2 separate regions of the Homo sapiens genome follow, and region 2 is linked to region 1. Evidence: read pairs that join two places in POLR2A ChIA-PET (ENCODE). Cell type or tissue: GM12878. All regions are shown on one strand. Each heading gives the region's core, and the rest is flanking DNA. Links, peaks and the distances in the headings are about the cores only. Region 1 overlaps PAPLN (papilin, proteoglycan like sulfated glycoprotein). Region 2 overlaps NUMB (NUMB endocytic adaptor protein).

Region 1 (2,907 bases), core at 186-2,685:
CCCAACATGGGCCACAGCTGGAGCGGTGGGTGGGCTAGAGGCAGCCTTTTTCATGTCCTCTCGACCACCTGCCAGCTACCCACGGTCCCCTCTGCCACCCCATGAATCTTGCTTCCTAAATGCCACTCTCAGGTCCTTCACCACGTGCTGGTGGCCCAGCTGCATGAAGGCCAAAGCCCAGGTGGAGGGGGCACGAGGACAGCGTCCAGGCCCCAGGATTAAATCCCAGAGCCACCTGGACAGCTGCATGATCCTAGGCAAATAAGCCTTAGACTGCTCTAATTTGGGAGTAATAATGCCCACCCCAGAGGTTGTCATGCAGATGAAACAAATCAAGGTTTCCAAAGCGCCCTTGGTTCTCTTAAACCTTTTCTCCCTTAAGGCCACGCTGAGTAGCCTCATCCGGCTGCCACCTCCTCCCAGTGAGTCTCAGATGGGGCTGGGCGCAGCCTGGGCTGAGAATTCTTCTCTCCCTGCCCTCTGTGAGTCTGCAGGGGGTGTGGCCCCGCTCACAGCTCCACTGCCTCCCTCTGTTGCTGGGGCAGGAACCACCCAGTCCGAGCACCTTCTCTGGATCACTTATGCTGTCAGCGGTCAGTCTGAACAGAATGAGTAAATGAATAAAGGTGGCGGCCTGCGTGTTCCTGGGCCTCAGCCTCTGCTCCCGTCTGCACACGGGTGTGCATGTGTTCTGTCTCTCTCTTACACACGTGCACATTGGGCAGTTGATTCCCCTGGAAACAGTGCAGCAGGAAAGGGGACCCCTGAGTGGCTCCAGGTGGGAGTTGAAGGAGGCATGGGTGGGGCGCCTAGCGCAGCATGAGACAGGTGAGGGCAGGCCCCAGGTGAGGCTGGCTGTATCAGCTCATTCCGGCTTCACGCCATGTCGGGCAGTTCACGGTTTGGGTAATTACAGAGCAAGAGTGTGCTCATGCTGCCTGTGGCTGAAGGTGCTTTCCTTCCTTGGAGAGACAGTGTGGAGTGTGTGGACAGAGCACGGCTCTAGGATGGGACGGACTAGGGCTCCTGGCTAGTGGACACCTGCCTTACAGGTGCTGGGCACAGGAGGCAAGAGGGCATTCTGGAAACAGCATGTCCCTTAGGGGGCCCTTGTTCAGGCCAGTCCTGCCCCTGCCTTATCCTGATGGCCAGGCTGTGGCTCCATGGCAGGGGTACCCCTTGGCCACACACCAGTACACCCAGCCCAGCTCCAGGGAAGGGTGGATTTTGCTGGCTGCTGTGCCAAGGAGCCAAGACAGACATCCAAACAGGCCTTAGTCAGAGGGTAATTGACAACCAGGCCCAACCCAGCAGCTAAGAAAGCAGCCACCCCTGAAGACCTCTCCTGAATACTTAAAATGTGGGATGAGGCTGTGTGTGGGGGGGGCGGGTGCCAGAATCCCAGCTGGGGCTGCAGGCTGTCTCTGGAAAGTCACCCTTCACGCTCAACACTCAGTGTCTTCCTTGTGAAATAGAAACTTGATCCAAGTAAATTTCAGTTTAACTTTCATTCAGAGAAAACTTTGATATTTTGGCTCAGTGGTTTCGAAAGCTTAGAGATTTTTGTCCAAGTTAGACTTGAAGGAGTAGATATTTTACAAAGTGAAAGCTAAGACCTCTCATCTGGCAAGCCCTTCCTTCTTGGTTGTGTGTGGTTCGGCAGGCTTAGCGTGGTTTGTGCGTGGTTTGTTCTGCTTCAGTGTTCTGGGTTTTGTTATAAGACAAGGATAACTAGATGTTTGGCACCAGGGATGTTAGAGATGAGTAAACGTCCTTCCTCACCTGAGATTCAGCGAAGCTGCTCAGGGGTCACCATGAAAGCAAGAGCCTGCTTTTCTTTTCTTTTTTTGAGATGGAGTCTCACTCTGTCGCCCAGGCTGGAGTGCAGTGATGCAATCTCGGCTCACTGCAACCTCCACCTCCCGGGTTCAAGCAATTCTCCTGCCTCAGCCTCCCGACTAGCTGGGATTACGGGCACCCGCCGCCACGCCTGGCTAATTTTTTGTAGTTTTAGTAGAGACGGGGTTTCGCCATGTTGGGTAGGCTGGTCTCGAACTCCTGACCTCAGGTGATCTGCCTGCCTTGGCCTCTCAAAGTGCTGGGATTACAGGCATGAGCCACCGTGCCCGGCTGCTTTTCTGTGTGACCATTGAGCTCTTTCTCTGAAAAGTGGGAATGGTATTTTTCCTTGAGTCTTAAGTGGTGATACCCTAAAAGAAAGTCCCCTTCCAGCAAATGTTTGCATGTACACCATATGCCTCCTGGGAAAATTGTGAAGTTACATCTAATCCCTGTCCAACCCTGTAGGGAATCATCTAGTGTCTCATTTGATTCCCCCAGGTGGGTGGGGGCACAGCCTCGGCAGGGGAGCAGAGGACTGCAGTGAGGCTGGCCGGCTACTGTGCCCACTTCTTCCCCTGTGGTTTCCTCTCTCTGCCTCACTTTTCTTATTCATGCAATGGGGTCTGTCGGGTTGTTGTGAGGATGAAATGAGATAATGTGTGTGTGGCATGTGGATTCCTGATGCCAGCTGCAAGGGGTCCAATCTTTCTGGTGGGAAAGTGTACCTGCTAGGATTATAATCCTGTGTAGAGTCCCAAATAACAGTTCTTCAATAAGACAGACATGATTCCTCTCTCATATAAACACCCAGGGGTCAGAAGTCTGGGGCTATTCTGTTGCACAAAATCCTCCAGGCTCTAGAGTCCCTCTATCTTTGCTTCACTGTTTGAAGCCTCTATTTCCAAGTTACCTCACAGTCTAAAAGGCTGCTCCAACTCCAGCCATCACATCTGCTTCCCAGACAGCCTGAAAGAGTACAGGAGGAAGGAGAAAAGGACAAAGGCTCACGCAGGCTCTCTCTTGAGGAGATTATTTGCGGCAGCTGCCCAACACTTGTATTTACAT
Region 2 (2,907 bases), core at 86-2,585, 64 kb after region 1:
TGTAAGCTGAAGTGAAGAAATGCTATAAAGACACATGGAAACATCATTTTGCATAGCTTTGAAATATTAAGAAGCAACAGCAGCAAACAGACCAATTAGGGCAGAGCAAGTCACTCTCAGAACAACAGTGATTTGCAATTCTACTGTGCAAAGTTCCTTCAGCTACAAACCAAAGAGGTCTTCAAAGGTTCCCAATGTGTAAAGAATCACTGGTCAGTCTTTCCGTCACATCTACACAGAGGCAGGCATTACAGAGTAATGGTGATATATAAACCAGGGAACCATGATACAGTGTGCCTTGTAATAAACAAACGAGACTTTTTTCAGAGGAAACCCAGCTTCATTGCTTTTTAAATCAGAAAAGAAAAGCCTTGAAGTCTATAATTTAATATTTGAATTTCTGAACAGAATGGTGTAATCAATAAATTTTGTCTTATAATTCCAAAATCCAGTGAATATACCCCAAAGAACAAAGCAGTGAAAGGACAGAAACACAACTTTCTTCAGGATTTGAGATTGTACTGTGCTCAGGAAGAGTACAATAACTTTTAGTCTCAGACACTAAGGTTCATTATTCCTGTACTTTCTTAAATGAGAGGGGCACTTAAAGGCTTTTAGGAAAACACAAGGATGGAGCATGTCATGAACTACACAGTAAAGGAGAGATTTTGGGGAGGCAATTTAGCTCTTCTAGTTTGCCAAATCACTTCAATTGGGGGAGGGGAGACCTAGGGATTATTCCAATATTAAGTTCATATTTCAAAGGTATATAGTAGCTGAAATGAAAATTCTAGAGGCATCTCAAATTCAACCTGTCCAAAACCAAATTTATCCCTTCTCACAATGAGTGATTCCACCAACCCCTTGGTCATCCATGAACGAAATCTGGGTCTCATCTTCTGTTTCCTTCTCAACACCCCTAGGTTGAATGAATGAATGAATGAATGAGTGTGGAACATGTTTTCTCTCATCCCAATGTCCCTGATAGTGCTGTTCCTTCTGTCTGAAATCTCTTTCTCTTCTAAGTTAGTTTAACTGGAATTCATAGTTTTTAGGCTCAGCCCTAGGTGTCATCTCCTCCTAGAAGCCTTCATTACAACCTTTCACATTCACTCTTCCTTTTTGCTCCTGGAGCACCTGTTACTGTCACACAATTTGGTAACCATGTCTTTACCTATCTGATTCCTCCCACAACAGGGTGAACTTGAGCAGTACATTTCTCATTCATTCCTTTACGCATTAATTCAAATATTTTGGAGCAGCTACTATGGACCACAAATTATTCTAGGTACTGAAGATTCAGCAGTAAACAAAACAGGTGGAGATCACTGTCCTCACAGAGCTTACATTTCAGTGAGGAAGAGATAAGCAAGTAAAATGTATGGTATGACACACAGTGATAAACCCTATCAGATAAAAATAAAGCTAGGGGTCAGGCGTGGTGGCTCACCCCTATAATCCCAGCACTTTGGGAGGCCAAGGCGGGTGGATCACGAGGTCAGGTGATTGAGACCACCCTGGCTAACACAGTGAAACCCTGTCTCTACTGAAAATACAAAAAATTAGCTGGGTGTGGTGGCGGGCACCTGTAGTCCCAGCTACTCGGGAGGCTGAGGCCAGAGAATGGCATGAACCCGGGAGGCGGAGCTTGCAGTGAGCCGAGATTGCGCCACTGCACTCCAGCCTGGGCAACAGAGTGAGACTCTGTCTTTAAAAAAAAAAAAAAAAATAGCTAGGAATTGGGAGTGTGTGTGTGTCTGGGGGAGAGTGGTGTTTGGATTTTTTAAGAAGTTGTCAGTAAATGCCTGAGAATGGGGCTTTTGAGTGAAGGGAAAGAGATGAGGAAGTGAGCCACACATATATCTGGATGATGTGCGTTCCAGACTAGAGGTTACAGCAAGTACAAAGGCCCTGAGGTGAAAGCGTGCCTGGTTTGTTTAAGGAATACTGAGGAGGCTAGTGTGGCTGGAACAGAGGGAGCAAGAGGAAGGCTAGGAGGAGATAAAAGAGGAAAAAGAGGGGATTCATATGCAATGGCCTACAAGGCCTAAAAGACTGGCTTTTACTCTGAGTAGGTCAGGAAGCTACTGGAGGACATGGGACAGTGAAGCAACATAATCGGGCCTCTGTCTTTTTTTTTTTTTTTTTTTTTTGAGACGGAGTCTTGCTCTGTTGCCCAGGCTGGAGCACAGTGGCACGATCTTGGCTCACTGCAAGCTCCGCCTCCCGGGTTCACGCCATTCTCCTGCCTCAGCCTCCCGAGTAGCTGGGACTATAGGCGCCCGCCACCACGCCCGGCTAATTTTTTTGCATTTTTAGTAGAGACGGGGTTTCACCGTGTTAGCCAGGATAGTCTCCATCTCCTGACCTCGTGATCCGCCCGCCTCGTCCTCCCAACGTGCTGGGATTACAGGCGTGAGCCACCGCGCCCGGCCGGGCCTCTGTCTTAAAAAGATCACTCGGGTTGATCTCTCAAGAGGGGATGGCAGGAGGACAATAATGAAAGCAGGGGTAGTAGGATGCTAGTAGGATGCTACTGCAATGGTTCAGATAAGAGGAGATGCTGGCTTGGACCAGGGTAGGAGTGGTGGAGATAGTGAGAATTGATTAGGTTCTTGAAGGCTGAAGCAGACAGGAACTGTTGATGGAGTGGATGTAGGGTATAAGAAAAAGAGAAGTCAAGGTCAAATCCAGGGTTTGGCTAGAGCATAGGGACAGAGATGCTGTATATTGAGACTGGGAAAGACTAGGAGAGAAAGATCCTTCTCTCCTTGGGGGAATTTGATTTGTGACATATTAAAGTGTGAGGTGACTAGCAGATATCGAAGAGAAAAAGTTTAATAATGATGATATTGACACCTATCTACCAAAACAGGCCATTTGGTGCTCTTCACTCATATTTATTCA

What was found. Peaks named below come from ENCODE experiments on the same cell type or tissue, not always from the same donor. Only the 100,000 strongest peaks of a DNase experiment are listed, where the experiment ranks them.
Region 2: POLR2A ChIA-PET joins it to region 1 with 5 read pairs; 3 of 35 experiments call an interaction of 5 or more read pairs at or near these places.

What each region holds. Positions count from the first base shown.
Region 1 is chr14:73,241,162-73,244,068 of GRCh38, forward strand. The region is part of intron 2 of PAPLN (papilin, proteoglycan like sulfated glycoprotein); the gene reads left to right. PAPLN-AS1 (PAPLN antisense RNA 1) reads right to left here. Exons shown (of 2, transcript NR_135248.1): 2 at 2,857-2,907. Among named protein-coding and RNA genes, the nearest start is that of PAPLN-AS1, 3.4 kb to the right of the region's middle. In GM12878, for the core only: no CTCF peak of the experiment used is centred there; a DNase peak (open chromatin) is centred at 1,710; H3K4me3 peaks cover 1,050 bases.
Region 2 is chr14:73,305,598-73,308,504 of GRCh38, forward strand. All of the region lies in intron 6 of NUMB (NUMB endocytic adaptor protein), which reads right to left. Among named protein-coding and RNA genes, the nearest start is that of PAPLN-AS1, 61 kb to the left of the region's middle. In GM12878, for the core only: no CTCF peak of the experiment used is centred there; no DNase peak of the experiment used is centred there.